2 separate regions of the Homo sapiens genome follow, and region 2 is linked to region 1. The links are chromatin loops, found by intact Hi-C in ENCODE. Cell type or tissue: Caco-2. All regions are shown on one strand. Each heading gives the region's core, and the rest is flanking DNA. Links, peaks and the distances in the headings are about the cores only.

The links. Peaks named below come from ENCODE experiments on the same cell type or tissue, not always from the same donor. Only the 100,000 strongest peaks of a DNase experiment are listed, where the experiment ranks them.
Region 2: a loop joins it to region 1, with 20 times the contacts of the local background. A loop is called at or near these places in 3 of 110 quality-filtered maps.

What each region holds. Positions count from the first base shown.
Region 1 is chr10:83,419,424-83,435,118 of GRCh38, forward strand. No RefSeq gene overlaps it. Among named protein-coding and RNA genes, the nearest start is that of LINC02650, 250 kb to the right of the region's middle. In Caco-2, for the core only: no CTCF peak of the experiment used is centred there; no DNase peak of the experiment used is centred there.
Region 2 is chr10:83,862,155-83,877,849 of GRCh38, forward strand. No RefSeq gene overlaps it. Among named protein-coding and RNA genes, the nearest start is that of LINC02650, 190 kb to the left of the region's middle. In Caco-2, for the core only: a CTCF peak has its summit at 9,525 (motif pointing left); a DNase peak (open chromatin) is centred at 9,527.

The DNA of each region.
Region 1 (15,695 bases), core at 3,050-11,049:
ATGTGTTCTCTGATCTTCCTGTACTGGACATTTATATCTTTCCCAGTTTTTGAGACATTATCCGTTATTATTCATTTGAATAACTCTCTGTTCCCTGCCCTTGCTCAACTCCCTCTTGAACATGAGTAATTCTTAGATTTGGTCTTTTGAGGTAATTTTTGGTATCTCATAAACAATTTTCTTGCTTTTGATTTCTTTTTTTGCTCCTCTGTGTATTTTCAATTAGACTGTCCTTGAGGTCAGTGATTCTTTTCTCTGGTTGATTCATACTCTTCTTGAGAGGCACTAATGAATTTTTCACTTCAGCAAATGTATTTCTGAGTTCTAAGATGTCTGTTTGATTTTGTTTATTATCTCCATCTCTTTGCTAAACTTCCATGATAAATTTCTGAATTGCTTTTCTGTGTTATCTTGAAGATCATTGAGTTTCCTTAAAATTACTATTTTGAATTGTTGATTAGAGCACTCACATATTGTCTTGTTCGGGTCAGTTATTGGTTTCTTGTTTTGTTTGGGGAGATCATGGTTGCCTGTTTACTATTTTTTTCTTATGGATGTGCATCTATGTCTTTGCACCAAAGGATTAGTTATTTTTTCTAGTCTTCTCTCTCTGGCTGAAAGAGCTGGGAATTCTTCCCTGATTGAAAGGCTCTGTGCTCAGTGTGGCATTAGTACATGAATGAATCCCAGTCTTTCCCACCCGTTTTGATGTGGATATGTTCTCAGTCATTTAGTTTGTAGGAGTCTTTCAACTACACTCTGGCTTTCTCTTGGAGATAACTGATCCATGTGTAGATGTCAGGAGGCTTCTGTTCTGCCATGTTGCTCATGCCATCTTCAGAAATATACCATTTTTATAGTAGGAAAGTCGAATACTGTAAAGGTCTCAATTCTCCTCAACTTTATTTATAAATCCAACATAATTAGAATAAAATCTTAGCAGATTTTTAAAGTCAAAATTGACAATTGATTTTTAAATCTGTAAGGTTCTAAAATAGTTTAAATAATCAAATTGAAAGAAGAAGTTCAGAGAATGTACATTACTACTAATATCAAGATACTTATAAACCTATAGTGACAAAGACAGCATGAAAATGGACAAGAAAAGACAAATAGGCCAATGGAGCAGAATAGAATTCAGCTATTGTTACCTGAAACTTAGCTGTAATGAGGCAAGGCTGCAGTTTTCAAAACCTGGTGTTTGGTTAATTGGCCATTCTTATGAGAAAGAAAAAAAATTCTTTATCCCTACTTTACACCACAAGTACAAATAAACTGTAGTTGGATTGTAGAACTAAGCATAAAAGGTAATCTAATAATACTTTTAAGAAAAAATAGAAGAACTTTATTACTTAAAAATTACTTTAAAAATTCAAAAATGTTACTTTGGCAAAAACATCATTAAGGGAATGAAAAGGCAAGTTACAAAGTGGATGTACACATTTAAAGTACAAAGGGATTATATCCATGATTTATTTTTAAAATTTCTATACTAGGAGAAAAAAAGGCAAATAAGGTAATATAAATACTGGCAAAGAATTTAGGGAAGGTTGTGACTGAAAGACAGCTATCAAGAAGACTTCTAGAGTGCTACTTTTTGAATTAGGGGCTAGTTACATGTGTGTCCACTTTATAATTATTAAAAGCTGTATACTTATGGTCTGCACTATTTTTATATATATTTCATTTCAACATAATGATTGTATAAATATATGAAAGTAAATAAGCTTTGCTCCTGCCTAAAGAAAAAAAACATAAAGAATGCTGGCAGCTCCATTTGGTTTTTATTTGTTATTATCTGAACAAGAGTACATAAAATAAATTTTCAAATTTTTATTAGGAATATGTGTTTCTTCCTTTAGAACTTCAATAAGCATATCCTTTGCAATTGTGCATTGGATGAATTATCCTCATGTTATGTATTTTAGAAGTTCATTTTATGTATTTCTAGAGGTTATGAATGTATATATATGTTTTTTGTGTGTATATATGTAATTATATATATATGTATATATATGTGTGTGTATATATATTTTTTAAGTGTTAAAATTGGAAGTCACTGGGAGGTGTACTGCATGACATAATATTTAATTTTATCTACACTTTCCTCTGCTTCCAAAACATATCATACATAAATTTATAAATAAAATTATAGACATCTTTAAAAAACAATATTCTAAGAAAAAAGCAGATATTAACAAAGTTTACATTTAAATAAGAAGAGCATAGTGATTTTATTTATTCATTTACATTTTTATGTTTATCATTTTACATTTATAGTAACTAAAATTGATATGTGCATGGATTTAATAAAACCAATGCTATTATATATTTATGTAGATTAAAAAAGAATATAATTCATCCCTCTAAATTTATTGTTATATTCATTATCATTCCAATCTTTCAAAAATATTATTTGATAAAACTAGACTAATTAAAAAGTCTATCTGAAAGTAAATAATGTTTTAATTTTGCCATGAAACAAAAATTAAACATATATAGAGATTTTCCATATTATATATCAAAACTTACTACATGATTATAAAAATATAAAAAGGGCAATTGATCAGTGGAACAGAAGCAGAATACAGAAATAGACCCATATAAGAGGATTCAGTACAAGACAGAGGAGGATTTTTCCGTAGATAAGTGAACAGATTTTTCAATAAATGCTTGGGAACAACTGGATAAACATTTGGAAAAAATATAGTGGGATAATTCACAAAATTAAAAAAACTAACTTTCAGAAATATTAAAAATAGTTGTATAATAAACCCAAACTTATAATTACTGTGACACAATGGGCCATCTGAATTGAGAAACAAAATCCAGAAACCATAAAAAAAGTCTGATAAATTAATTGTGCTTGAAATTTTAATTTCAAAATTTTTCAGAAAAAAAGATATTTCAACAAAATTAATAAAATTAAGCAGTCAGCTGGAAAAAAATATGTATAACCTGTTAGACACGATCCAGAATTTCTATACCATAAAGAAAAATGTAAAGACAAAACAAATAGAAATAAAAAGAAAAGTAAATGAATCTTCTATTCAAGGAGTAAAACAAATTGCTAACAAATATGAAGAAAGATGCTCAACCTATTTGCAATCAAGTAAGTGAACATTAAAATAAGACAATATCAGCCTGAACAAAATTAAAAAGTGATTGATAATATTCATGTTGAAAGTAAATATTGGTATTTAATTATACATATAATTTTTTATGACAATTGCTACTTAAACTTTAATCTGAGTCACTGGGATTTCTTGTTAAGATGTAGATTTTGAAAGAGAAGGTCTGGAGTGCGGCATGGGACTTATTTCCAAAAATTAGATCCTTCATTAATTTTGACATGTACACAAAGATATATTTACTAGGATACCTATTGTGGAATTATTTTAATTGTGAAGAACTGAAATCACTCAAATTTTTATTGGAAAGAGAATATCTCTATAAAATCAGGTACAGCCTGAGGGATATCATACAGTAATGTAAAAGGATGAAAATGAATTACCTATACTGATATGAAGAGAAATTTTCACAAGAAAGCAGACCAAGTTGAAAAATAAAGTGTGCTGTATAATCTCACTTAAGTGCTTTCCTGGTTATGAGGGAGAAGTGTAAAGGTGTACCTGTCAGGAAGGATGCCTGTCATGAGTGGGCGTTGAGGAGTAAATGGGGTAAGTGTTGAGATAAATTTCTCTGACCACCACTGTCAAGTTCAAGTCAGAGGACATATTTATTGGTATAACAAAGTACACACTTCACTTGAAATAACACAAAAAATTACAAAATCACTTGAGTGACATGCTCTTTCTATATCCCCTTCCTTTATATCTTCTGTCTCCTTCCCTGATCCTCTACTTTTTCTTTTTTTGGTACATCTGTGATATTTTGTTTTTGTTAATAAGACAATTGAATGCCTGGTCATTAATAATGGTACTATGAATCATCAGATTGTACATATAAATTGTTCATAAGAAAGAGTAATACCCATGCAAACATTATTGATGATGTATATGGTAAAAATGGATTAGAATGCCTTAAAACTGTAAGATTAAAGAGTCATTCTGAAAGTTACATTAATATAAACTAATGGCTTACATCCATCAGCTAAAGAAGCAAATGTAATGTTACATTTAGTGTAAAGTTGAATCAGTAATGTGAATACTTAAGTTAGGGCTCTCTGATGTTCTTCGATGATCTGTTTACCTTATTTTAATAAGAAAAACAACACACGAATGAGGCATGGGAAAGGCCATGATGTTGGAAAATATCTCTGAAATACTAGACTACACAAAGTGCTTAATAGTACTTCAAGGAATGGTAATCTAGTTTATATTCAATTTATTTCATTTCTCTACAAACCCCTGAGGAACATATTCCATTTGTTGCACAAAAGCCAATTATAGTAAAGGGCTGTTCATAAGAGTTTCTGGCTTTCAGAATCAGTTCTCACTGTTTAAAAGTGCATTTTCTGATGGCTGTGAGGCTAATCATTTCTAATTCTTCAGTAACTATGTTTATAGGATTGGAATAAAAACTACAGTGTTCTCTTAGTGTTTGGTGTTGACCAACATTAACAAACTAACAAAAAAGGAGAATTAAAAAGACCTTGGCTTATTGTGAAAACAGAATCACAAAGAATAATTTCATGGTAACAAGATTCCCCTCATGGGGGTATAAATTGTCAAAATGCTTTGATAACTTTCCCATTGGAAAAACAACCCTACTTCAAAGCTAGTTCACATAGTCAAGACAACATGGTCCAGTAAGCTTTTAGCTTTGGCGTTCCCTTTTTACTTCTTTAAATGAAACTGACTTAGACATGTAGTATGTTAAGTGAGCTTCCCTGGGTGAAAAGGGGTGGAAAGTGCCTAGAACTCTGCCCTTAGGCCATGTTTTCTCATCACCTTGGGATGTGCTACTTACTAGTTCTGTGCTTTTGGGCAAGTTATTCTCTTTTCTGGATTCAGTTTTCTTGTCTGTAAAAATGGGTAAACTCCCCTTGCTCACAAAATTGTTGAAAAGGTAAAACTATCCAATGTGAAGAAGGCACCCAACATATGTCCAGTGGATATTCATTAGATGTTCTTCCTTTCCCTCAACATGGGCTCTTAAAGCCCTACATGAAAAAGCTGTTTTACCTTTTCAATCCAATAATTTTCCATTTGGGTCTTTGGGCCATAATCTATTATGATCTGATCAAAAAGAGCATTTCAGGAACTTCTTTGGCTTGTGAACTTTTCTTAAATTGCCCAGTATTTCTCAGTGGAGCACTATTGACACTGAGGTGGTAAAATTCATTATGTAGGGCTGTCCTGAACATATAGAAGGCTTATTCTCTAAAAGCTGCCCATTAAATGCCAATAACAAATCAGTCATTGTAACATTCCGAAACAGACAAAGAAAGAACAGCAAAAGGCTGTTCCTGATGGCTCACACCTGTAGTCCCAGCACTTTGAGAGGCCAAGGAACGCAAATCACTTGAGGTTGGAAGTCGAGACCAGCCTGGCCAACATGGTGAAACCCCGTCTCTACTAAAAATACAAAAATTACCTAGGTGTGGTGGCATGTGCCTGTAATCCTAGCTACTCAGGAGGCTGAGGCAGGAGAATCGCTTGAACCTGGGAGGCAGAGGTTGCAGTGAGCCAAGATCACACCATTGCACACCAGCCTGGGCAACAGAGCAAGACTCTGTCTCAAAAAACAACAACAAAAATAACCAAAACAAACAAGCAAACAAAACAGCAAAATACCCTTACACATTTCCAGTCACCCTCTGTTCCTCAACAAAAACCAATGAAGCATTCAAAATGGAATTACCTGACAGGTTTGTCCTGCTCCCTGCACATACAAAATCAATTCACTGAGACCGCAGCATTGCAGTAAAGAAGGAGTTTAATTGATGAGAGGCCAGCCATGTAGGAGATGGAGTTATTACAAATCAATTTCCCTGAAGGCTTCGAGGTTAGAGTTTTCAAGAATAGTTTGGTAGGCAGAGGGGACTAGAAAATGGTTGCTGCTGATTGGCTGGGGATGCCATCATAGGGGTATGGAAAATGGTCCACAGGTGCCAGGTCGGCCTCTGGGTGGGGCCACAGGACCAGCTGAATCATGAATCAGGAGTCCAGGTGGAGCTAGCTAGTCTCAGAAATGCAAAAGTCTGAAAAGACATCTCAAAAGGTCAATCTTAGGTTCTATAATACTGATGTTATCTACAGGAGTAATTGTGAGTGATGTTACAAATCCTGTGGCCTCCAGAACAATGGCTGATCCCTCTCATAATTCTAACCTTGTGGCCTTTCTTTAGTTTTACAAAGGTGGTTTTGGGAATAACTATTATCATCCATGGCTGGTCAGGGTGGCTCACACCTATAATTCCAGCACTTTAGGAGGCCAAGGCAGGCAGATCACTTGAGGTCATGAGTTTGAGACCAGCCTGGCCAACATGATGAAACCCTGTCTCTACTAAAAATTAAAAAAATTAGCCAGGCATTGTGGAAGATGCCTGTGATTCCAGCTACTCGGGAGGTTGAGGCAGGAGAATCACTTGAACCAGGAAGGCAGATTTTGCAGTGAGCTGCGATCACACCACCGCACTCCAGCCTGGGTGACAGAGCAAGATTCCATCTCAAAACAAAAAACAAAAAACCCTAATATCATCCTTGCTTTCAAGTTAAACTATAAACTAAATTTCTCCCAAAGTTAGCTTGGCCTACCCCTGGGAATGACCAAGGACAACTTGGAGGCTAGAAGCAAAATGGAATCAACTATGTCAGATTTCTCTTACTGTCATAATTTTGCAAAGGCAGTTTCAAAAATTCTACCACAGTCCTTTCCACTTTATTCATGATTTCACACGGTTTAATGAAACATATCTATTAAAGACTTTTAATAGGCTAGATTTAACTTAATGTTTATTGAAGATAAACCTCCTTTTCTTTACCTATTATTATAAACAATATTTGGTCCAGGTCAACTATAAGGTGCATGAACATGTAAACACCATCAATGCTTCCAGCTATAGATATTTAATTAACTTCGAAAAAAAAAAATCACACCACCTGCACCTGGGAGAAAGCTGTAACTCCCACTATCTCATGAAATATGCTATCCATCTGTATACAAGCAGCTGAAAAAGCAGAAACTAAATCCTTACCATCCACAATCAGAATTCAACCCACTTGCTTTTCTAATGAGAATAGGACTAGAATCTTTTTTTTCATTACATAAAATCTAAATTTCACTCTCCCCCATATCACAAATAATCCTTCATTTTATTTAAGGACTAACTGCAATTTATTACACTAGGTTTCTCAATTCCTACACCTAGGAGTTGGAATAAATTCAGCATTTGACACTTCAGATTAATTAATTTGCGATTTCCTCTAACAGCTTTGTCCTCCAACATAAAGCTCTTCCTATTTCAAAGTCCATGTGGCCTATTTTACTGTTTTCTAATTTTTCATTTCTGTTCTTAAGCCACCTTTACTCCTCAGAGATTTGTGAAGCAGAGGACTGATAAGCTTCTCTGAAAACAATAAATAAACAGAACTTCCTGACTCAGTTTATCAACACTGTCATAAACACAGGTGAGCCCAATCGTCAAGGCACTTGGCATTTCTGCATTGAACTTTTCACATTAGGATAATCGCATCATCACATATCCTCATTATCACAACTGAAATTTTTACCTGCGAGACGTGGGTAGTTGGTGTGTGGAAACTTAATTGTGCCTGCACTTGAGAAAGGATTCTGCCCCCTCCCTAGTTACCTCAAATCAGATGCTTGTGCAGTCCAACTTTGGAGAAATGCACAGCCACAGCCCCGCTGCCTGAGGCAACCACTCAGCAGCTGTCAGAGGACATCACAAATGCTTTCTGTCTGTTATTTTTACGGCAGTGGCTGATCTCTAACAGCCTCCTGGTAACAAATGGAGCCACTGAGAGCTTTCCAACAATGCAGCCTCCAGTAGGATGAACTCCTCCAGTCCCTATACCAGGAAGATAGAAAATGAGGAAGACACACAGAAGACATGCTAAGCCAGCAGTTCCACTGACCCAGAAAATTAAACTCCATCCTCATCATCTGGCTTCCTACATCTCAAGAAAAAAGAAAAGCATGATTAAGACAAAGGAATGAGAACAGAAAAAAAAAAATGAAGCACATAGAATATAAGGCTAAATAATCACTAGCATGGGCTATGACCAAGACACTAATATTTTTCTCTCTCCACCTTGATTCCTGCTCAAAGGAATGCTCTTGACAACTGTGTTCACAAAGAGAATGTTTGTAAACTTTTGTCCCAAAATAACACCCACATGCAGTTTTCAGGTTGCTCATGTTCTATAAGCCTAAACGAATTTCCCATTTGCTTCAGTTTTCTTTTTTCTTCAAGAGAAGTTTTTATCTTTTCAACCTGAAGTGTTTGCTGTTGTGCCCCATGGAGGTTCACTGGAAATCTCTGACATAAGGCAGATTGATTAATAGGAGAAAAAGCATACAAATTTATTTAATGTGTGTACCCAGGAACCCTTAGAATGAAGACCCAACATCCCAATGAGGTACAGAAGCTTGTAACCACCTTGAGGTTACAGAAAGAATGGGGCTTGGATTCTGGTAGAAGAAAATATGAGATGGGGGAGGAGAGGAATTCTATTGAGGAGCAATAAATGATTACTAGGGAGACTGATTGGATCAGGGAACAGAGATTAACTTGTAAATTGTTCTCTTTGGAATTTAAATGACCCTTGGAGAAAGTCATTATACATGTAAAGAACTCTGTTCAGATATGGTTATATTCTTGGTCTTCTTTTCTGCAGTAAATAATGAAATAAGGAGGGCAAGAAAAAATAATTGTTTTCTTTGCTAGGTCTGGATCTTAGGCAGATAAAGGAACTCAACCTCTATGGGAGAGATAGTTTAGGGGGAGGTCAGAGAGACCTTGAGGCTTCTTTGGTTTAGCATATTAAAATGCTGTATGTTGGGTATTGCTGTATTTTGGGTATTGGAACAGTGTTGATCCATTTGAAAGGTAGCAGATAAAACAAATATGGTTGTGATATGTGGGGAAAATGAAGCTCAGATTGTCCTTTCAGCTATTTAAATAACTACTTCTCTTATAAAGTGAACCTGCCCTACAAAATGTAGAGATTGTCTCTCATCAGCAGGTCCTTGCCTTATGATGGAGGCTGGGCGGGTATTACTGACACCAGCCTAATGATAAGAAGCCAAGGATGAGAGAGCAAGGAAGTGAATTGGCCTGTCACTTCCAGTACCAACACCTTCAATTGCTCTGAACTCTGCAGACAGTCCCGTAGAGGTGAAAAATGAGTTTCTTCTCCACCCTTTATGAATTTTTAGCTGTGACTGTTAGAGTACTTAGATAGGAAGATATGAGCAGGGCAGGATAGGGCCCCAAAGAATGTCAGGCAACCATGAGGTAACTGTCAGGCAATTGTCCAGTGGTGTCCTCAGGAATGATAAGTGGTTGTGGCTGATGACAGGGAGAAATGTTTTGAGCCTGTGGGCAAGAAATTCCCAATAAGAATTTTTAAAAATGAACATGTATAGGTATGTGCAGTAAGGGAAAAAATGGTGGGGTTTGACTGGTATATGACCCTCCTCTAGAAGCACTAGACTGGTAAGGAACAATTGTCCTAAGAGAACATGTGTGTAACTTCAACCACCAGAAAGCATATGTGACCCTTCCCAGACACTGGCAAGTCACTGTGCATATGGTGATTAGCCAGCAGCCCACTCAAGGGGGAGGATGAGAGGAGGAGACCAGGGAAAAAACAGGAAATAGTAAATCTGTAAGAGCCCTGAGTCAAAGATCAGGTGGGGCCCCTGATCTTTCAAGTTGCCCATTGGTCCTTTCCAAGTGTACTTTGCTTTGTTCAAAAAACTTTCACATCTGTTTTAAAATCTACTTTTGTCTCTTAGCTGAATTCTTTCTTCCAAGAAGAATCAAGGACCAAGGATCCCATTTGAATTCTCCACTGGTATCAGGACTCCTGCAACAGAAGACAGATTAACAGCAGAAAAGCAAACATAAGTTTAATAACAGGTACAGCTCCTGAATATGTCACACGCATCCACGTGAAAAGACCACCAAACAGGCTTTGTGTGAGCAATAAAGCTTTTACTCACCTGGGTGCAGGCAGGCTGAGTCCAAAAAAGGAGTCAGCTAAGGGAGATAGGGGTGAGACAGTTTTATAGGATTTGGGCAGGTAGCGGAAAATTGCAGTCAAAGGGGGTTGTTCTCTGGCAGCCAGGGGCGGGGGTCACAAGGTGCTCCAATGGGGAGCTTCTGAGAATCATTGTCCAGGAGAAGGAATTTCACAAGGTAATGTCATCAGTTAAGGCAGGAACCAGCCATTTTCACTTCTTTTGTGGTTCTTCAGTTGCCTCAGGCCATCTGGATGTATACATGCAGGCTTGGGCTCAGAGGACTGACAGTATACATGAGAGAGAACTCAGAGAAATCAGTAAACCTCTAAAGTTGTCAAAAAGTTTGACAACTCAAACAAAAAGTTTGAGATCGCTAAAGATCTCAAAAAGTTGTCCTCAGACTTCAGGCTTAAATATAATCATTCTCAAAATCAAAGAAAGAGGGGCGTGGGGACAGGCCCTTTAACTGTAAAACAAGGATAAGGTCTGTTATGCAGATTTAAGTATATACCCCTTCTTTTAACTAAAGTCTCTAGTGATTTAGTTGGTCTTCTCTTCCTGGTACAAAGTGGGAAACACTTTTTACAAAAGGAGATCTCTTTATAGATGTAAATTTTTCTTATAAATGGATAAACTTTCAGAGGTGCTTCTGTGTCTGAGGTGCCATAGAGGTGAATTGGGGGTGCATATACTGGTCTCTTACAGTCATATGTGGAGAAACATTTTCTGAACCCCATCAGTAGCAATACAGCCTATGTCCTTATGACCCTTGTAAAGTGACTATTCAGAATCTAACAAAGGTTGATGGAATGAGCATCTGACCAATGTAAATCAAAGAAAATTACTGCAGCGAGTCTCAGTCATGTTAGAGGTTTATTTGCCAAGGTTAAGGATGAGCACAGGATAACAGGAACACAGACCACAGAAAACATCTGTGTTTTCTGGTACTTTAATATTTAAAGGAAAAAAGTGGGTATTAAGGGAAAGAGGGAAAAAAAAGGAGAGTAGATAAAAGAGGCAAGTGGTTGCATTTCTTTGAGTCTGCTCAGTCTTTGCTGAATCCACATTTTACATGTGAAAGAGAGTAGAGGAATAGTCACTTATGTAATTGTCTCTTGCTCAGGGAATCTGCATTTTTATGTAAGATAAAATAAATATAGGGTAGAGGAAGCAGTTAGATATGCATTTGTCTCAGGTGAGTGGAGGAATGACTTAGTTCTGTCCTCTGCCCCATAACTATGAAGATAAGTTGTCAATTTACATTGTCAGAGTGAAATTTAACAGAACAATTTTAGGGGAAAGATCTTGGGGGCCTACAAGGAATTTCCTTGTGAGCAAATTGTGAGGGAAGTATGTAGCTTTTTTATCTTTGTAGCTATTTTATTAGGAACAAAACTGGATGCAGGTTTGGGTGACCCAGTTCCCAGCTTGACTTTTCCCTTTGGCTTAGGGAATCTGGGGTACTGAGATTTATTTTCCTTTCACATCACCCAGGCCTTATTTGATCTCAGGTCTTCCCATTTTGCCTCACCTCCAGTGCTCTCTTAGAACAGAATACCTTCCCAGCAAGGATATCACACTCCTAACTTTTAATCTATTGCCTTCATTTGCAGACTGTTCAATCATTGTTTTCCCCCTCCCATTCTGTTGCAACCCATTGTGAAATTAATAAACAAATAATATCTATTTTAGTTTGGCCTTGTCTCTGTACCTGTCAAAGCTGTAGCATCCTCAAGGGCAGCCCTCATAGGTGAATTTCAGCCATTCACTCTAATTTCAAACAGTTCTCGTAACTAGAGTCATGTAATAGCTCTCATATGGACATAAGGCTACTGAACTTGCATTTGGAGAGATCCTGAATAACTCCACTAACAGGGGGAATGATTTTCATTAAATCATCAACATTCTATGTCTTATTTTTTTTTTTTTGCTACCAAGAGATCATATATGGAAAATGGAAAGGGAAAAACAAGAAATTAGATATATTTATCTGTACGCATACAATCCTTTAATATACTTGGGTTTTTCTGTCTTTATTTCTATTCTAAGGCTTGGCACTAAGTTTCAACAGTACATGAAGGATGGCTCTATCGTAAATAAACTGTCCTAGGTTTCTAATAGGCCCTACCCATTCCTATGTGAAAATTAATCTACTGCATTATGTTGCCTTTGGTTTGAGTTTTTATGAAAATACTATTTAACATTAGAATGCATCAGAAATATGTCTAGTTATTCTTATATTATTCCTGGAGAATTCTTTCTTTATAGTTGACCAAAATGTGATTACTTGTGATTTTAAATTTATATAAAATTATGTCAGTGTTTGTAACAAAATGGCTTTGAAACAGAAAAGTTACAATTGTTACAGAATGCTGGGGCTCAGCAAGTGATACTCCATAAGTATGGCTCTTTAGCATGGTGAACACTTTGAACTAAAGTAGGAAGGCCTTAGAAGCTGCCTCTGAATCAAGGATTTTCTAACCTCTCCTGTCTTTCCCATCTCCTACCCACCCAGCACAGGATAAAATTTTACTCTGATATTCCCTAATCTGTTTTAACACTGGATCTGCCAAAGAGAATACAATTGCCTTCCATCCCCTCTCTGAAATTTCATTATCTTTTTTTCCCAATGATTTCTGCTGTCATCTGATGAAATTTCATTTCTGTTGAAGAAAGAAGACTGAGGAATGTAACCACATCTGGATGGATTTTGTCACAAGACATTGTCTGTATCTAGGGCTCATTCAGGTTACAAAGACATTGTTTACAAGACAATATCTGCCTTCTGCCTCCATTCAATTCTCCTGAAAATAATTTACTACCTCGAAAAATTGCCACATTTCCTTTTCCCCTCTGAAGGCTGGTATGTAAGCATCTGGACCTCAGTAAGTTATTGCGTAAGGATTCTCCTGTTATTCCCCTGTGCTTATAGATAGTAAATAAATTTGTACGCCTTTTTCTTCTGTTAATCTGCTGATTGTCAGTTCATTTTCAGCAAACCTTCAGAGGGTGACAGGGAAGCCTTCTCTTCTCCCCTACAGATTTGGCATAGTTAGCAAGATATTCCAGAAGCCACAGTCCAGTGAACCCAGTGATACCAGTGGACTGGGAAAGGTACTTGAACTCCAGTGGGATCTCAACCCCAACCAGTAACCAGGCTCCTGACACCATCAAGAGAAAGAATTCAAGGATGAGTCAGAAAATAGTGCAAGCATGGAGATTTATTGCAAAGGGCAAAGTACACACTCAAGAGAGGGGAAAGCAGGCGAACTCGAGAGGAGAGAGTGGTGTACTCAAGAGCGAGTCGTGCAAGGGGGTTTGGGGGCTACTATTGTGGCAGGACAGGTCTCACTAAGGCCAGCCTCCGTAACAACTGTTCCAGCACTGACTGACTGGTTAAGTTAAATATTAAAAGCTGATAGAGCCAGTGCCCTTCTACAAAGGCTGGAATGTAACAGAAGCCCACCAAGAGTTTTGCCTAGGCCTTTCCTGAGCCCTGAAGCATGATGAGATAACAAAGAAATTCTCAATGGGACCTGTTTAGGATTAAACAAGTTTTACTGGGAGTCTGAAGAAACTCCCCAGGCTTCCACAAACAAGTTTACTGGGGGTCTGAAGGAATTCCCCAAACTTCCATAATTTAGCAGGAGACAAGCTAAGGGTAATCACCCAGCACCTGGACCCATTTAGATTAAATACATTTACTGAGGCTCCAGAGGAAGGCCTTCAGGACTCAGATCTTAGTTATAGATTAAAATAAGTTCATCACTTATGTCTTTAGATAAATGCACACTTACATGTAAACATAGCTTAGAAAGTGTATAAGCTCTGGAGAACTTCGTAATTTTTAGTCTGGCTACCTTTTCCAGGCCTTCTCCCTGCGACCAGTTACAGAAATAAAAGCTCCCTTCTCTCCCAGTTCATCTGCATCTCATTATTGGGTCATCAGAATAAGCAGCCTGACCCTCCGTTTGGTCTGGGAACACTACCTTTATGGGTTTCTTTAATCAAAGGGTGGAATATTCATGAAAATTCCTGGAAAAAGATAGAGATTTCTCAGAACTGTGGTGCCACCCATTTTACACCAATGTTCTTGAAGGTGTCATGGCACTCGTGGGTGTGCGATCTATTATGTCAATGAGCATATAATGAGATCCTAGATGACATTTTGGTCACATCCAGTGCCATGTTAAGTCCAGCTGGTCTTACTTAGCCAGCTTGGTCCACACCCTGGCTTTTCAGAGTCCTATCAGCCCATAGTCCTCAGTCATGTGAAACTGCTGCCTGGAATCTTGTATTCTCCTTTGACCACCCGGTATTATTCCTGTCTCACCAGGATGTGAGAAGCTGGCAAAAAGGCTAAAAGTTTCTTATCAGTCAGACTCCCGGGTCTTTATTTGTGGAATCCAGTCAAGCAGATAGTAAGAATCACTGCTGGTTGTCTGTTTGTTTTACCTTTTAAAATTTAAAATAATAGGAGAAAAGCATTTGTAAGGACTAGTCTTAGGTATAGCAACTCTGGGGTATTTTTGCTGTGAGTAGTCATATTATCTGATCTTTTTCCTACCAGAAATGGTCTTTGTCTTCCCACTTTATTTGTCATCAGTAGGAAAACTGCAGGATAGAACATGGCCCTTAAGCCTTTGTAAGCTTGTTGTTTGAGCCAGCCTCATAGACTGGTGAGTTTGCAGTTCTCATCAAACTGATATTTTTAAAAACAAACTGCTGTAGTTCCTTGAACTAAAACAAATGAGGTTTCTGTATCATCTTGTTTTATGTCCTGAAAATTTGTCTTTTGTGACCAGGCACAAGCACCCTCTCTTGATCTCCACCAGCCAGTGGACATGATTTTCAAGTCATGTCAGGTGGCCAGTATAAAAACACTGAAACCTTGCAATACATAAAATTACTAAATAGCACTCTCTCTGTTTTCAACATGCCAAGCTCTCAGAAGAGTTTGTCTTAATAAGTCCCGTCCATAAGAGGCTTTTATCATCTCAACCTTTGTTGCCTGGTTAGTGCTGGAAAAGCTCAATTTCAGAAGTGCGGTGCAGTGTCACAGGTTGGCAGGTCTGTGACTGGCAGCACCCCCATATGTTCATTTGTCCATGTGCTCATGGGAAGCAATGGAGAGATTGTCTGCACAGCACTGTTTTTAACTATCTGTGGCAACAAGGATCCTTTGGTTTCCTTAGTCTATTTCTGGAAGTGAATATTTGTGGTACATGGAGGCTACTTCTTCCATGCCCTCTTTGGTAACATCTCTTGCTTCAATGGTAAAAATTTATTCTAAGCCTGGAAAATTACTTCATGGTTTTTCCATGAAGAGGAGTATTGGATTGAGTCATTGAAAGGGATGGCTAACCTGCTTAAGCCCACCAAACTTAACCTGTCTTGCTTGCTTTTAATCGCATACTTCTAGTTAATCTTAAAAGCTATATGGTAAAAGTCATGTAGCTAAGTAATCTACTAGTTTCCTTGTAGATAACATCTCTGACATATAGATCACCATGCTAATG
Region 2 (15,695 bases), core at 4,606-12,605, 440 kb after region 1:
GATACTTGTCTTTTGTGAATTGTCACTGATTTCTTTTTTTTTTTTTTTACTTTGAGTAAGATAGAAGACTTTGAAGATAAGACTTATATAATGGCTTCCATTTTTAAAAGGCTTGCTCTGGTTGCTAGGTGGAAAACAGTTTAAAGCAGAACAAGGATAAGTTAAGCTGGAGTCCAGACAAGCAATGATGGTGGCTCACACCAGAGTGGTATGAATAGAAGTGGTGAGTAGTTGGATTACAAACATATTTTGAAGGTAGAGTCGATAAGGTTTCCTGACTTTTATGTAGGTATGAGAGAAAGAGAAGAGTCAAGATTACTACGATGAATTTACACTGAGCAAGAAGATGGATGAACTGCTTTAACTGAGATAGAAAAGGAAGAAAATGCAGAAACTTGTGGGTGGGATTGGGAGATTAAAAAATCTGTTTTAAATATGCCAGTAGAGTTGTCAAGTAGGGATTTGGATATACAGGTCTGGAATTCAAAAGGGAGGTCTGGATTTGAGATGGAAATCTGGGAGTTGTCAGGATATAGAAGATATTTAAAGTCATGAAAATAAAAGTATAATTTCATAGGGCATCCCAGAAATATTTTAAAACCAGAAGTTCTTGTTTTCCCCATTTCCTACTCCAAACCAATTCAAAAGTGTCCTGTGGAGAGATGCTGCTGGCTTACAGATTCTCTGGGCCTGGGCACTGGCACCCAGCTTGGATGCACCTGCTGAGGCTTACTAGTTGGCAGGTGCACATCACCAGCCATCAGGAAGTCATGGAGATGACAGTTTTGGCTCTGAGTAGCTGAAGCAATTATACACACCCTAGTCCTGGCAGCTCCTCCAGTATGAAGGCAGGCAGGCTGCCAGACTTGTACCTTTATGGTGTGAATACATAACCATGTCTCACCTAATGAGGAGGCTGCACTCCAATAACATTCTTGCTTGTCAAAAATTTATAAATATATATATATATATATATACTGAAAGCTGATAGACTCCCTTCAAATATGTTTGATAAAGAAGTCACATGCCCCACAAATAACTAAATATTAATTATTAAAGATTAAATATTTCTTCCAAAATAAAACAGGTATCTGACTACATAGGAAAACAAGAGAGGAAGGCAAAGATTGTTTAAATCTAGGAAAGATTGGAAAAGGTCTATGTTCAGGCAGAAAGAAAAATAATGTTGGTATCACCTACATAGGCTTGCTGAAATCAGAGAACTAAGGTGTACATTGCGAAAAGGGAGTAAGCCAAAAGCAAGTGGAACTAAAGTTGGAAGCACTCACTAACTCCCTGGGTTGCACTAGAATGGGCAGCGCAAAGTCCAATATCCAGTGTTCAAAGAATTGCATAAAGCCTGGGCTTCAGCCTAACATCTATTGGCTGTGTCTTAAAATGGCATCTGGCAAGGAGCCTCTGAACCAGCGTTCCCCAATGTCCCATCCGAACTTCTACGAAGAAGCTCAGAAAAACATGAAAATTCCATAATGCACTGAGAACAAGTTGGAAGAGCCAACACATTGCCAGAAGATGAGAGTAATGTTTACTAAATATAAAAGTGAGAGGACTAGACTCAAAAATGTACCCTGTGGCCTACCTGTTTATGTTTGGTGTTGGTACAATGACCTCTCCACCCCCGGCTGCCCATGACTTAGAAGGTAAAGGCAATAGAACAGGAAAACAGGGTAGTTTTCTGACTGCAAGTTTTCTACTTTTTGAAGCAGCCTTCTCCTTCATCTCCTCTCATCAAGGATGAAGAAAATAAATCTATAGGCTAGGCGCAGTGGCTCACACCTCTAATCCTAGCACTTTGAGAGGCCAAGGCAGGTGAATCACCTGAGGCCAGGAGCTCGAGACCAGCCTGGTCAACATGGTGAAACCTGTCTCTACTAAAAATACAAAAAATTAGCTGGGTCTGGTGGCGGGCACCTGTAATCCCAGCTACTCAGGAGGTTGAGGCAGGAGAATCACTTGAACCCAGGAGGCAGAGGCTGCAGTGAGCCAAGATCACATCATTGCACTCCAGCCTGGGCAACAAGAGTGAAACTCCAAAAAAAAAAAAAAAAAAAAAAAGAAGAAAGAAAGAAAGAGAGAGAAAGAAAAAGAAAGAGAGAGAGAGAAAGAAAGAGAGAGAGAGAAAGAAGGAAAGAAAGAAAGAAAGAAAGAGAAAGAAAGAAAGAAAGAAAGAAAGAAAGAAAGAAAGAAAGAAAGAAAGAAAGAAAGAAAACGAGAAAGAAAGAAAAGGGAAATCAATACGCTCGTAGCTTATGCATGAAGATAGAGTAATGGTAGGGCATAAGAAAAGGACATAAGCCTGCCTTCTCCGGGATTCTAATTCTGCCCCTCTTCCCTTCCTCCACTGTTTTGTTTTTACTTTTTTTATGGCCTCTGTCACACTCTATTGTATTAACTGCTCATTGTCCTGCTTCTCTACCTAGCTGTGTGTGCCTGGAGGGCAGGTACGGTTTGATATTTTAGGGTTTCCTTGCACTAGCACAGGGCCTGATATGTAATATTAAGCTGAACCATACAGAAGTGCTGGTTTCAATTATTGCCCTAGAAAAGTAAAAGTAGCTATTTCATATAATTCAATCTGATCTGACTCAATGAATATATATTTAATCAATGATGAATAAATTAGAAACTTATTCTCCACAGAATAACAAGAACAAACTCGCCCCTGGAACTCTAATGATCAAAAGACCAAGTGACAATATTTGTAGAATTTTGAGTGAAAGTATTTAAAGTCTGAAATGTATACTCATATAAACTGTCTCTGATATTAAAGGTCTCAGGAGTCATACCATATAACCTTCATGGAAAAAAAAAAAGATTGTAAAGACATATCCCAAATGGCCGAGATACTCCAAATGGTACTGGGATATTAATGTTATGTGAAATTCCTGGTAGGGTCTCTCCAAGGAATATAAAAATCCATAATAGTGATTAATCACAAAAGTCTTACCAAGGATTAGTACCTCTGAAAACCACACTAAGCTTCAACTGGCCTCTCTAATGACCTCCAAGAAAGGAGAGGACTGGGGCTATCATTCATAATAGCATCTGGATGAAGCTGAAAAGTAAACAACTATCAGGCTTGGGGCAGGTAGAGACCTGGAGAGCTGACCCACCTGCAGGCGTTGAGCACAGACATTAAGAGTGGGAATAATTCTTACACTCATTCGCCATTGGTTCAAGCAAAAAGTTGGCCAGGAAGGTTGGTGGAAAGGAGATCACAAGATACAGAGGAGACACCTCAAAAGTCAGATAGAGCCCAGGAATTCAGGCCGAATGATAGCCCCAGAGAGGCGCTGAGCTGACGTTTAGGGGCCAGCCTCTAGTTCCTGGGAGTAGAGAGTCATTCCCAGACTAAGGCAGATTAGAATAGGAGCTTCACGACTAAGGAAGAAATGTCTATTTTTTAAATACTTTTCTTTTTTCTTTTTTTGAGACTGAGTCTCACTCGGTCGCCCAGGCTGGAGTATAGTGGTGCGATCTCAGCTCACTGCAACCTTGCCTCCCAGGTTCAAGTGATTCTCCTGCCTCAGCCTCCCAAGTTGCTGGGATTCCAGGTGCCTACCACCATGCAAGGCTCTCTTTTTTTTTTTTTGTATTTTTAGTACAGGCAGAGTTTCACCATGTTGACCAAGCCAGTCTCGAACTCTTGGCCTCAGGTGATCTGCCTGCCTTGGCCTCCCAAAGTGCTGGAATTATGGGTGTGAGCCACCACTCCCAGCCAAGGAAGAAATTTCATTGTAGCAACAGGAACACCTGGTCAGGTTAAACTGGCAGCAGGTGTGCTCTGAGAATCTCCTGCCTCCCCTCAGGGCCAGTCCTCTCCATGCCAAAGAATGGAAGTGGGGCAGAACCCGCCCATGAGGAGAGGTGAGGATATAGAAGTACACAGAGGTTGGGACCAAGCCAGACTTTCGGTGGCTCCCCACAGCTGAAGGATAAATTACAAGCTTTATAACCTGACACACAAGGCTCCAGAAGATCAGGTCCTGCCTGTCATTCCCAAGCACCCCTACAGAAATGCATTTTGGCTCATTGAACTAGACCCATCCCTAAGTAGCTTCTGCCCCAGTCAGTGACTCCCTCCTCCATGTGCCCAGCTATGAGACACACACCACTCTGCTCTGTAATGACTCAACTACATCTGTGTTTCTGCTACTTGGCAGGGACCATCTCCCCACATCCACTGTGCTTATCACAGTGCCAGCTCATAGAAGGTAGAAAATACAGCACAAAACAAATCAGTGTGACCTCAGAGTGGGGCTACTGAATTTATTGACATAAGGAATAAAAGAGACCTTGGGCGGTGGCGGGCGCCTGTAGTCCCAGCTACTCGGGAGGCTGAGGCAGGAGAATGGCGTGAACCCGGGAAGCGGAGCTTGCAGTGAGCCGAGATTGCGCCACTGCAGTCCGCAGTCCGGCCTGGGCGACAGAGCGAGACTCCGTCTCAAAAAAAAAAAAAAAAAAAAAAAAAAAAAAAAAAAAAAAAAAAAAAAAAAAGAGACCTTGGGGACGAGCTTGAACTTTACCCTGACTGCTTCTTTGATCTCAGCCTATAAATCTTTCATAGAAATTCTCGTCTTCCCCCTCCTCATGGTAGGAGGGTGACAGGTGCAACCGGCTGTCATCGAGGAATGTTTATGAATGATGACAAGAACCCAGGACTTGAGGAGTGTTACTTTTGGGTGTTATTTTTTAACTCCAGAAGACAGCACCTATGAAAAATATTTTCTGATTTCACTGCCTCTATGCATAAATAAATAAATACGAGGCAACTTGATTTAGTGGAAGAACCGCAGACTTGGTTGAACAGATTTGATTTCAGATTCTAGCTCTACCACTTAATGGGGAAGTAGGGTGATAGGCTATAAAATTGAGACATTATCCACTAGCCCACAGAGTTCTGAGAATCATTGAAAAATCAATGTAATATGCCTAATTCTGAGCTGGGTTCCTATTATACATTCAGCAAATGTCTATCCCTTCCTCCTGCATCAGGGAGCACACCACACCCTCCTTTGTCAGATTCTACTCCAGAGTCTCAGAAGATCATTTTTCTCAAAAACTTCCAAATAAATTCTACATAATGCCACACATATCTGTGAGAAAATTCCTTGTATTTAGTGTTCCCTATTCCGCTAAATGATATGGAGCATCACCAAGGAGGTGAATTCTGGAATCCACTGGGTACAGCACAGGACAAAAGACTTCAGTGTTCCTTTCAAATCCAAAGATGCCACGAGATTCTTTGGTGCCTATGGATGGCTTTAGCCTCTACAACTGTGAGGATAAAACATGACTGGATTTGCTTCTGTAAGGACCTAAGTTGTCCATGCCCTGGATGCTCCCAGGACAGCATCCTCAGGAGCAAACCTTCTTCCTCATTAAAACTTCAAGGGGAAATTGGGAAGTTCAGAGAGAAACTCAAACTAGGCATGCAGAGGGTGCGAATGCAGAAGAAAAGGACTCTGTAAGTGCATGGGCTGGAGATGGAGCAGATCCTCCAGGGATAATTTTGGCCTGCAATTCTGCACTGTGTCTAAAGGAGTGATAACCAGCCTTTACCACCAGCAGATCTGGCTCTCAGAAAAGCTCAACCTGGAGACTGAAGTAATGCTGCAAAGGGTTCCCAGCCAAGTGCAATGATCAGGATCAGGGCTAGCAGAGCCACACAGCCATGTGCCTTTCACAGCCTTCGTTCTGAAACACTTAACTCGGGCTGACCTCTTCTTTCCTCCTGGCTGTACAGCCTGTGGTCACTCTGCTGTTTCCTTTTTTCACTGTATTCCTATCAGTTCCCCAGACTGGACTGTGACTTCTTTTGTGAGCACAGGGCTGCTTCTCTCCTGGGAAGAGGGTCTTTGGGTAACTTGGAACAGCATACCTCTCAATTTTAATTGATAAGAACCTACCTGTGTCAAGGCCATTGTCACCGTCCCCACTCCCACTCTCCCCATGGGGCTCGCTTATTACCAGGTGGCCTCAGCATTCTGGGGGATCACTGCACTAGGAATGGCACCACAGGTGAAGCCAAGGGTATATGTAGGGGTCCAGCCCTGTGAGCTGTAGAGGAAGGCTAAGGTTTGGACAGGGCTCTGACTTAGCAGGGAAGAGGATGCTAAACAGAAGCTGAAAATTGAACAATCTGGAGACAAGGGCAGTTGGGTTCTAAGGGTGTCCTGATCTTCCCCAAGACACTCAACCTACTAAGTCTATAGTATTAAATAACTTCATTAATCCCCCTTCCAGTAATAAGAGGGGGAGGTCTCCTTGTCCTCGCAAGGATCAATCGAGATTGGAATGAGACTGAAGGCAGAGGGGGACCTTAACAACTAGGGACTGCACCCCAGAGTCATTTTATGCCTCTAATATCCAGCAACACTGGACCTCCATCCCACCTCATGGCCTTTGAGCAGACTCCTTTTGCTGGCAGGAATGCTCTTCTGCTGCCTTTCTCTCTACACGAGGGATTCCTGGTCATGCTTCAGCATTCAGCTCTTTCCTGAACCCTAGACTAAACCAGGTTGTCCTGCTATTCATTCCTAAGAGTGCCCTGCCTTTTTCTTGATAGTCCCTAATACCGTCGATAATTATTTTTCATATCTTTTAATTAATGTCTGTCATCTCTAGGTTATAAGATCCATGAGGCAGAGGTAGCATGGGTTTTGCCCACTGTTTTATCCTTGATACTAGAAGCATAATAGGTGTACAATAACTATTTCCTGAGTTAAGCGTTAATGAATTAATGTTGACTGCTTCTCTGGCAGCAATGTGCTCAGCATCCTGGTTGTGTCCCCTCATACAAGCCACATAGGATCTAATGTCATTGGTAATCTCATTGTTTGTATTTTCCAGGTGAGGGAATTGAGGCTTAGAGAGGCTGTCTCGCCTTCCTCAGGTCTCAGACCTAGGAAGTGGTGGTGCCATGATTTGAACACAAGCCTGCCTGATGCTCATGTTTGAACTCTACACTGTTTTTGCAGGGGGAGTAGGAACAGGCATTAAGTTTGAAGTTCATGGGCTGGCTAAGGGTCTTCTCTTCCCTCACTAACCGCACAGCATTGGCATGCCAGTGACTCCTGGGCCTCAGTTTCCCCACTTGTTATGTGGAGGCAGATGAACTAGGTGATCTCTGAACATTTGGGGCCTACCAGATTCCTCATGGAGGAGCTGCAGAGTGCTTCCTGGGCCAAGAGTGTTGCTGTATGACTTTCTTATCTCCTCCCCTGATAATAGGTGTTCAAGACACTGATATAGAAATGGCAGAAAATGGGATATTCCATCTTGAAGTGAGAGGGGTCTCTTTTCAGATTATCCTGGTCACAGAAAGTTCTTGCACAGCTCTTCACTTCAGGCCTAGGCCTATGGCCTGTGATCTGCCTTCTTGCCACCCTCTGCCTTTACCATGTGCCAGGCTGGTGGCTCACACCTTAATGGTTGGAGCTCTATCCCTCCATCCCCCTCCATCCTCTAGAGACACACTGTCACCTTTTCAAATGCCTAGTATGTCCACGTAAGTGATCTACCATTATTTCAATCTCACCATTTCAAATTATACCACGTTTCAAACTGTACTCATTATCTTCCCTAATATATACATCTAAACTGTTTTTCAAAGTCCTTGTATCTTTTAGGGGCCTAACAATGCCCTCAGGCATGAAAGCTAGAAAACTTGTCTAGAGGAAGTCATCACTGACTCCTCTCTTTGCTTCACCCCCTCTTCCCGCCAGTCCCAAGCCCTCCAATTGCCCTTTGCAATGTTTCAGGGAGAGACCCCCATCTGGTTGTAGCCATTCCCACCCTCCTAGGCAGGTCCAAGTCAGATTATACCTAACTGTCTGTGGGAGCCTTCCTGCCAGTCTTCCTGCTTTGACCTCTCTCATTTCAACCCACATTGCCACCCTTTGCCCCTAGTACCGTTTGGAGTCAAAGGTCAGTCAATCGTAGGAGTCAGAGGTGGTGAGAACTGGGTCAACCAGCAATGTCAGGTTTCGGTTGGGCCATGGGTTGGTGAAAGCTTTCTTGGACATTGCTAGGAACACAGCAGGAGCCAGTTCCTAGAACGTGGATTTCCACAGTGGTTCCATGCTGCCGGGAAACGTAACTGCTGGATCTGTTTTATTTTTCAATCTGCCACGGGAATCTTCAGTTTACTTGCTCCTGATGTCAGCATCACTTCACTCTGCAAACCTCACCCAGTGGCCTAGCTGGGCTGCTCTAGGCACCGTCCCACCCACACCAGGCTTATTCCTGCCTCTTTCATACAATTCATCTCCACCTGGGAAAACTTCCCCCTTCATTTTTCACCCACAAAATCCACACATATTTCAAAGCCAAAGCCTTGCCCCACCTTGCTTCCAATCTCTTTCACCATTTCCAGGTCTCCCCAACCCCCAGCACATAGGTGATTCTTGTAGCTCATTTAGCCTCCACTTAGGTCTCCTCAATGGTTTTTAACTACCTTCTAACCCATTTACTCATCACTTCAAGAAGCTAAAGACATGGCAAGCTCCTTAAGCACGGGAACTCTGCCTGGCCCTCCCCCAGCCCAGCACAGCCTGGAGCCATGACATAAGCTCACCAAGGGTTGTTGCTGGGTTGGTAGTGATAAAGGGTCAGGTGAGTTACTCTGTCAGAAGCTAAGTGCACAGACCCACAACCTTCATATCCTAGGAACAAACAACATGGTAAGGATTCTGTTAGCTCAGAAGCCACGATCTCCACTTCTATCTGCATGGTTACAGCTCTAGCTGCTCACCCCAGAAACATCCTGTGGTAGCCTTGATCAGTAAATGCCCTAATTGCAACACCCACAATTTGGAGTAGCTGCTTGTGACTTCAACTAGAAAACCTAGGATGTGCAGGAATAGAAAACCCCAAGGGACACATCTATATATGTACATCGTTGAAAACCCTACATGGAGAGCTATTTAAGATTCAAGTTGATCTTGCAACTGCCTGCAGCTTCTCCAGATTCTAAAGCCCCATAAAGGACTTTCTCTTGTAAAGAAAGGGAGTACTCAAACACATCTATACTTATCCCTTTCTAAAGGATCCAGGAAAGACCCCTGAAAAACGTAGCGTGGGTTTCCAGGGGCATAAAAAGACTATAGACTATTAACGATGTCAGTGACAATATGGAGTGAGGATGTTTGTATCCAACGTCTATGTCCATTTGAACTTCCCCTAACCTCCCACACCCTCACTCAGATTAGGTGTGTCCTCTTCCTCCATCTAAAAGCATTCCTTTACAGTCATCCATTCTGCCATTGACATCAAAATTTCCTTTTTCTTGAAAAAAAAAATCCTTCCTCTTTATTCATTGTCCTTTACTATAACTCAAACTCCCATGCTTGTTGTTTTCAAGCCCACTGCAGCCTCTGTAAACATCCTATGGACAATGTGCCCAAATGTCACAGCTTGCATTGCCGCTTTCTGCAGCCACAGGGCGATCCTGAGGTCCTGCAATGTTCGGCTGGCGACGCCTGTATCACAGCGACATCTGCTGGAAGAAGCTTCACACTGCAGCTAATGATACCACCGTGCCTCTGCCCGGGGATCCACACAACAGGTGCCCAGGGGCGCAAGGCAGCCCGACTGCTTCGAGGCTAGTTTACACCTATATGACCCACTTCCTGCCAGCTCTGAACAAAAGAAAAAGTAATTAATATTCACCAGGCATTCCCTGTGTGTGCCAGATAGATGCTAGGTGCTTTCCATACGCAAAATAAGATGCTGTCATCACCCCAGGAACAGCTGGTAGGATTCTTGTTCAAACGAAGCAGGCACGCAGGTTTTTTTGGTTTTGTTTTTGTTTGATTTTGTTGTTGTTTAAACTTTTGTTTTAATTTGTGTGGATACATAGTAGGTGTACAGATTTATGGGGTACATGAGATGTTTTGATACAGGCATACGGTGCATAATAACCACATCATGGGAAATGGGATATCCATCCCCTCAAGCATTTATCCTCTGGGCTAAAAAACAATCCAATTATACTCTTTTAGTTATTTTAAAATGTACAATTAAGTTTTTATTGACTATAGTCACCCTGTTATGCTATCAAATACTAGGCCTTATTCATTCTGGTTTTTTGTACCATTAACCATCCCTACCTCTCCCTTACCTCCCACTACCCTTTCCAGCCTCTGGCAACCAACCTTCTACTCTCTACATCCATGGGTTCAATTGTTTTACTTTTTAGATTCCACAAATAAGTGAGAACATGTGATGTTTGTCTTTTTGAGGCACACATAATTTGAATGCTGCTGTCTGACTCTAGCAGCAGATCTGAAGTTTCAAGGCCTAAGATGAGGTCCTGTTTATTATTCTGCTGGAGTTTTAGAAATGATGCCATTAGTCTCTGACATCATCCATCGTTTGACATTTTTATCCAAACACATGTAAGCATTATCATAGGGGGTAGTAAGCAAAGAAGCAAAGAGATGAGGCTTTTATCAAGCATTTACTAAGAGCCAGGACCATTTCATACACCATCACATTTAATTCTCAATCAAAAAGTTGACACCCTCATTTAATAAATGAAGGCTTGGGAATGCTAATTAATTTGACCAAGTTTGCAGAGCTGGTAATTGGCCTGAAATTTAAACTTAGTGCTCTTTTTTCCAAGTCCTTTGGGATTTGCTCTTCCTGCAGCCTAAAGCTGTGCTCACATTTCTATGAAGCTGGCCCTCAGTATGTAAGAAAAGTAATTTTTCATCAGCAAAGGCAGCTTAATAGTAAAGACAGGGCCCCAACATCAGCAAAAGTCAGAAAGAGAAATGGGACCGAAATTCCATTCGGAGCAGAATTATGGATCAGCTGAGCACATTTTTTAACTAAAATGCATCACTACCTTTTTGTACTTCCTTGTGAAACATCTTAATAAGTGGGGGGTGGAGTATATAGTCGAGACCATGCTGTGACCATCTAGTTTGCAAGAAATAACAAATGAGCTGAAACCACCAGGAGATGGATTGGTGCTGAGGGAGAGCAGCCTCTGATTCCAAAGTCAGGACTTAAGTGGCTTTAGCACCTGAAATAGGTGGACTCCCCATTGGGATCTCTGATGATGACGGGGGGAGAGCAGCTTCGTTGCGGGAGAGAGCAGCTTCGTTGGGTAGGAGAGCAGCCACGCAGGGTGGAAAGCACAATCACAGCAAAGTCAGAACACAGACAGCATGAGAAATTCAAGGTCGCAAATGGAGCTGTACAAAGGACATGCCTGGGATACCTGAAAAGAGGAGGCTCTGAGAAATCCAGTGACAATGGTAAGGACAGTAAAATTCCCCTTCACAAAAAAAAAGGACCCAGAAAGCCAAGCTGGGGATCTATGTGTATGTGAGTGAGTGTGAGCTTGCATGTGTGTGCTCATGTTTAGTGTGAAAAGCCACCATTTACATATGTTCAGAAAATCTTTCTGAGCCCATACATTGGCCACTGTTCTCTGCATCTGCCCAGCAGACTCCTCACACTGATCCTCTCTGGCTCCTGATAGTCAAATCCCCAGAGCAGATGTGGACCACGTATAGAGACCCAGGGAACACCCATGGCAGGAATCATCCCAGCACCATAGTGATGGTGCTCACTGCCCATCTTTCTTCATGTTTCCCACCCCAAATATGCTAGGAATCACCGCATTTGGCTCCAGAAAACTGGCCCACCCAGTGCCATCTAGACTGCATGGTTCACCATCCTCTCCAGTGCTGTGACCCCCTACCTGTCTGAGGATCAGATGCTAATCTTTCTTAGAGCTTCACAGCTTAGATAAAGTCCTGGGAGTTTCCCTAAGGCAGGGGGCATTTTGTTCCTACCTATCTCCCTGGTGCCTAACATTTTAGTAGGAGGGATAATGCCTTTAGTGGAGATCCATTATTTATACTTCAGTGGGAATTTCAGAGCTTTCCTTTTACTTTATGAACAAAGAGTGGTAAACTGCCCAGCTAGGAGAACTGAGCTCAAAAAACCATAGCCTTATTCCAGACTCTGCCTCACCCACATTATGAATGATCTTGGCCTCTCTGAGCCTCAGTTGTTTCACATATAAAAAGCTTCCCTGAGATTGGGGAAAGGGGAAAGTGGAAAGTGGAGCAACATCATGGAAGTAAATATATTGATGTCAATTGGATATTATCCTATAAATGTTTCTAAAATTTTTAAAAGTCAGTATGCAACCGTAAGTAAGTAAGCATTGAAATGGAAATTCGATATTTCCAGAGACCATGTTGCATCTAACAGCTGAGTCTGACTCCAGGCCCATCACTAGTTCCAAGCTTATCATCATCATCATCATCATCATCATCATCATCATCATCATCACCATCATCTTTTTTGAGCCTATGAGGTGTCAGGACTAAGACTTATAGAGTATCTCATTGAATCGTAAAAAATAACATTCTGAGGTGAATATTAATATTATTTATTCTTGCTAGGTGAGGAAATCAAGGCTCAGAGAGCGGAAGTCCCTGGCCAAAGGTCTCATGGCCAGTATGTAGCCCAATCAGAATACGAACTCTCAAATGCCTGAGAGAAAGCACATGCTTGTACATGTAATCCCTTCCAGCAAATGACCCATGGGACTGAGTCCTCTGCAGGAATGCTGATTCTATGCAGGATAACTTCCCTAACATCTCAGCTTTGGTGTTTGACAACCAAAGGCTAGGAATTATTTTATAATTCTTATGAGAGCCCTAACCTCAAAGTCACTGAACTGGAGAAAACAAATTGAATTTCCTTTTAAGTGCTAGCACTCCAGGTGTCCCTAGTGCCAGGCTGGCTGAGAAGGATGCAGGTGACATCCATGGGAAGAATGTCAATGTTGAATTAGCTGATTAGATTCTTACCTCATAACCTGAGGGCAGGCACACTTAGCTCTTCTTCCGTGTGGAAGATAGCAACTAAGAAGTCTGCAGCTACTTAAATTCACTGTTCGTTGATCTGCTGTGGTTTGCAAATGACCCCTCTGGTAACATAAGTTAAGCATCCTTAAAGGAGCTATAAAATCTAATATCCCCTGACCTATCACTAACACTAACAAGTGCCCAAACCTTTCTTTTCTCAGAGAGGGCCTGGGGCTCCCAGCTCACGGGCAAGCCTTGAGCTCACCAAACATTGTTCCTGATGGGCCCTATCCACACTGTTGTCAGGATGGCTTTTACAAATGGAATCCCAATTGCCCAGAGAGCAAGTGAATGGTCCAAAATTGCACCCTCCCTATAGAAACTCTAGCCAAGGCCAGGAGAAAGAAGAAAGTGGTAAAGGTATTCTTCTGAGTATTTTCAGAGCTCACTGATTTATCCAAAAATAATTAATAAGTACAAACTCCCTGCCAGGTGCTGGATCTCAGGGAAAGCAAAGAAGGAGATGCTTGCCCTGCTCCCAAAAGGTGCCCCAAGTCTGTGGATTCTCTTTAGTTGAATAGACAAATGTATCGAAAGAGCATGGAGATATAGTGTGATGAGTGTGTTCATCAGGAGGCGTTCAAGACAGTAACCTATATGGGCCTATAAGGGCGTCAGTAACCTATATGCTGGTGACCAGGTGGACTTCATAAGGGAAGGGTCCCAAGAGCTGGGTCTTAAATAAAGTACAATTTCCAGCAGAGATCCCCTGGAGGTCTTGCTTGAAGTTGTCGCTCTGTCCTTCCCTTGAGTTTGGAGTGATTGATCACAGGCAGAGAAAACTGGGAAGCAACTTAATATGTCTCTAGGTGGCTGTTGAAAGGGGAGAAATTGGTAAAAGGATGCCTGGTGTAAGAACCAAGAAAGAAATGACTGTCAGAGACTGAATGGCCAACAGCATCCCCAAAGACCACAGAGCCGAGATTATGATGGAGGATGCTATTTTTCTGACCTGGGGGAGAGATCCTTTGCCCTGCTAGTTAGGGAAGTGGGGGTGATCCTATGGGGTTTTTTACAGGCTATTTCAATATATGTAAATCACAGCAGCTTCATGGAGAGCTGCTCAGAGAGCAAGCAAAGAAAGGAAGAATTGGGGGAAGGGGTGTTGCCGCCTCTACTGTGATCCGAACAGCGGCTGCAGCTGGGCTTATTATTTCTTGCAGTGTGGCTCTTGCCACCAGCGACAAGATGAATTTTTCAACAAGAGCCTTGCTGATGCTTTTCTCTGTTCAAGCCCAGACAAGAAAAATAATCATCTGTTAGAACAAAACACAGAAAATAAAAACTATCTTCACTTACAGATCTTTTTCGTTAACATACAAATGCTTTAGAGGGGAAATAAACTTTTGATAAAATTAGATGAGGCAACTCAAGAAGAGAGCAATCAAAGGAAAATGGAAGGAGCCAATCATTCAGCAGGGGTCAGAGATTCAGAGCCAATGATGATAGAATTGCTGGAAAGTCAAAGAAGGAAGGTGGAGACTGCCAGCCTGAGTCACTGGATTATATATTGTGGGGCTCTATGAGGGCTTTGGGGACAGTAGTTTTCATTTCCTATGTTCTGCTGGAAAAGCAAAAACATATGGGAAATAAAAGGGTTAGCTTCCATTGGAGTGGCCATTGATGTTGCCCTGAGAAATGTGGTTCAATGGCAGCAATGGAAGCTACGCTTGACCTCCACGTCCACTTTTCTGGGTTATCTCAGATAGTGTCTTTCTAAACCTTCCCTGACAGTTTTTCTCTCATCCCCAAAACTCCGAGATGCCTATCATGATGGATTGCCCTTGCCTGTGTCCAACTCAGCCTCCCTTACTGGGAGAAGAGCCCCTCACGGGGGAACTGACTTTATGCCTTGCACCTGAGATAGGGCTTGGCACAGAGCAGGGCTTGTTTCATGGTGGTTGATAGTAGTAAGAACTCACACTGAATTGTACAGTTGAAGCAATAAGAACTGTTAACCAAGCTTGTTGCACAGCCAGTGCCTCTAAACACATCTCCAAAGCCATTGCTCCAAACGATCTCCAGCAGCATCAACCGCTTGCTACATTGTCCCACTTTCAGTTCAAAATGTGCCAACTGAATTCATTGGTTTATTTTCCCAAGCTGCTTCTGACTTTCCTCATGCCATAGTAGCCCTGGATTTCAGCTCCTTGGATATGTGGCTAAGTCCACCTTTTCCCATGCCTCCCCCATCCCTCCACTGCAGATGAGGGTTCATAAACTATTTGAATAGAAAATCATCGGGGGTCCATCTAGGTCCCTTTTCCTGATGCTCCGAAGGATTGAACGTGAGTATACCCCTTCACATCCTGGCAGATTTGAGAAAAAGTGACTCATTCTCTGGTTGTTAGTGACTGGGCTCTGGATGGACTTTCAAGATCTCTTACAAAAGAACTAGAAAATAGTATCAAGGGGAGAAAAAAGAGAAGAAACTAGATAGAGTGGTTCTGACAAAAAGAGATAAGGATGGGACTTTTCCTGATGTTAAGAAGATGTCAGAGAATGGAGGAGGGGAGAAGCAGTGAGGGTGCTTATGCGGCCATGCCGGAGCCTGAGGGTTTCTCCTGAGGAAAGTGACACTAAAGGAAATTGAGCACGGGGATCCAGCCAAGGAGCCCTGGGAGTGATGCTGTGCAGATTCCCAGGAGCTGTGGAAACTGAGTCACCACCAGAAGACTTCACCCCCTACATGCAAAGTCTCCCTTTGGCAGAGTGGATGGCATCTCGTCAGTATTCAGCCTCTCCTTTGCCAAATGCCCTGCAGGAGGGGCACTCCTC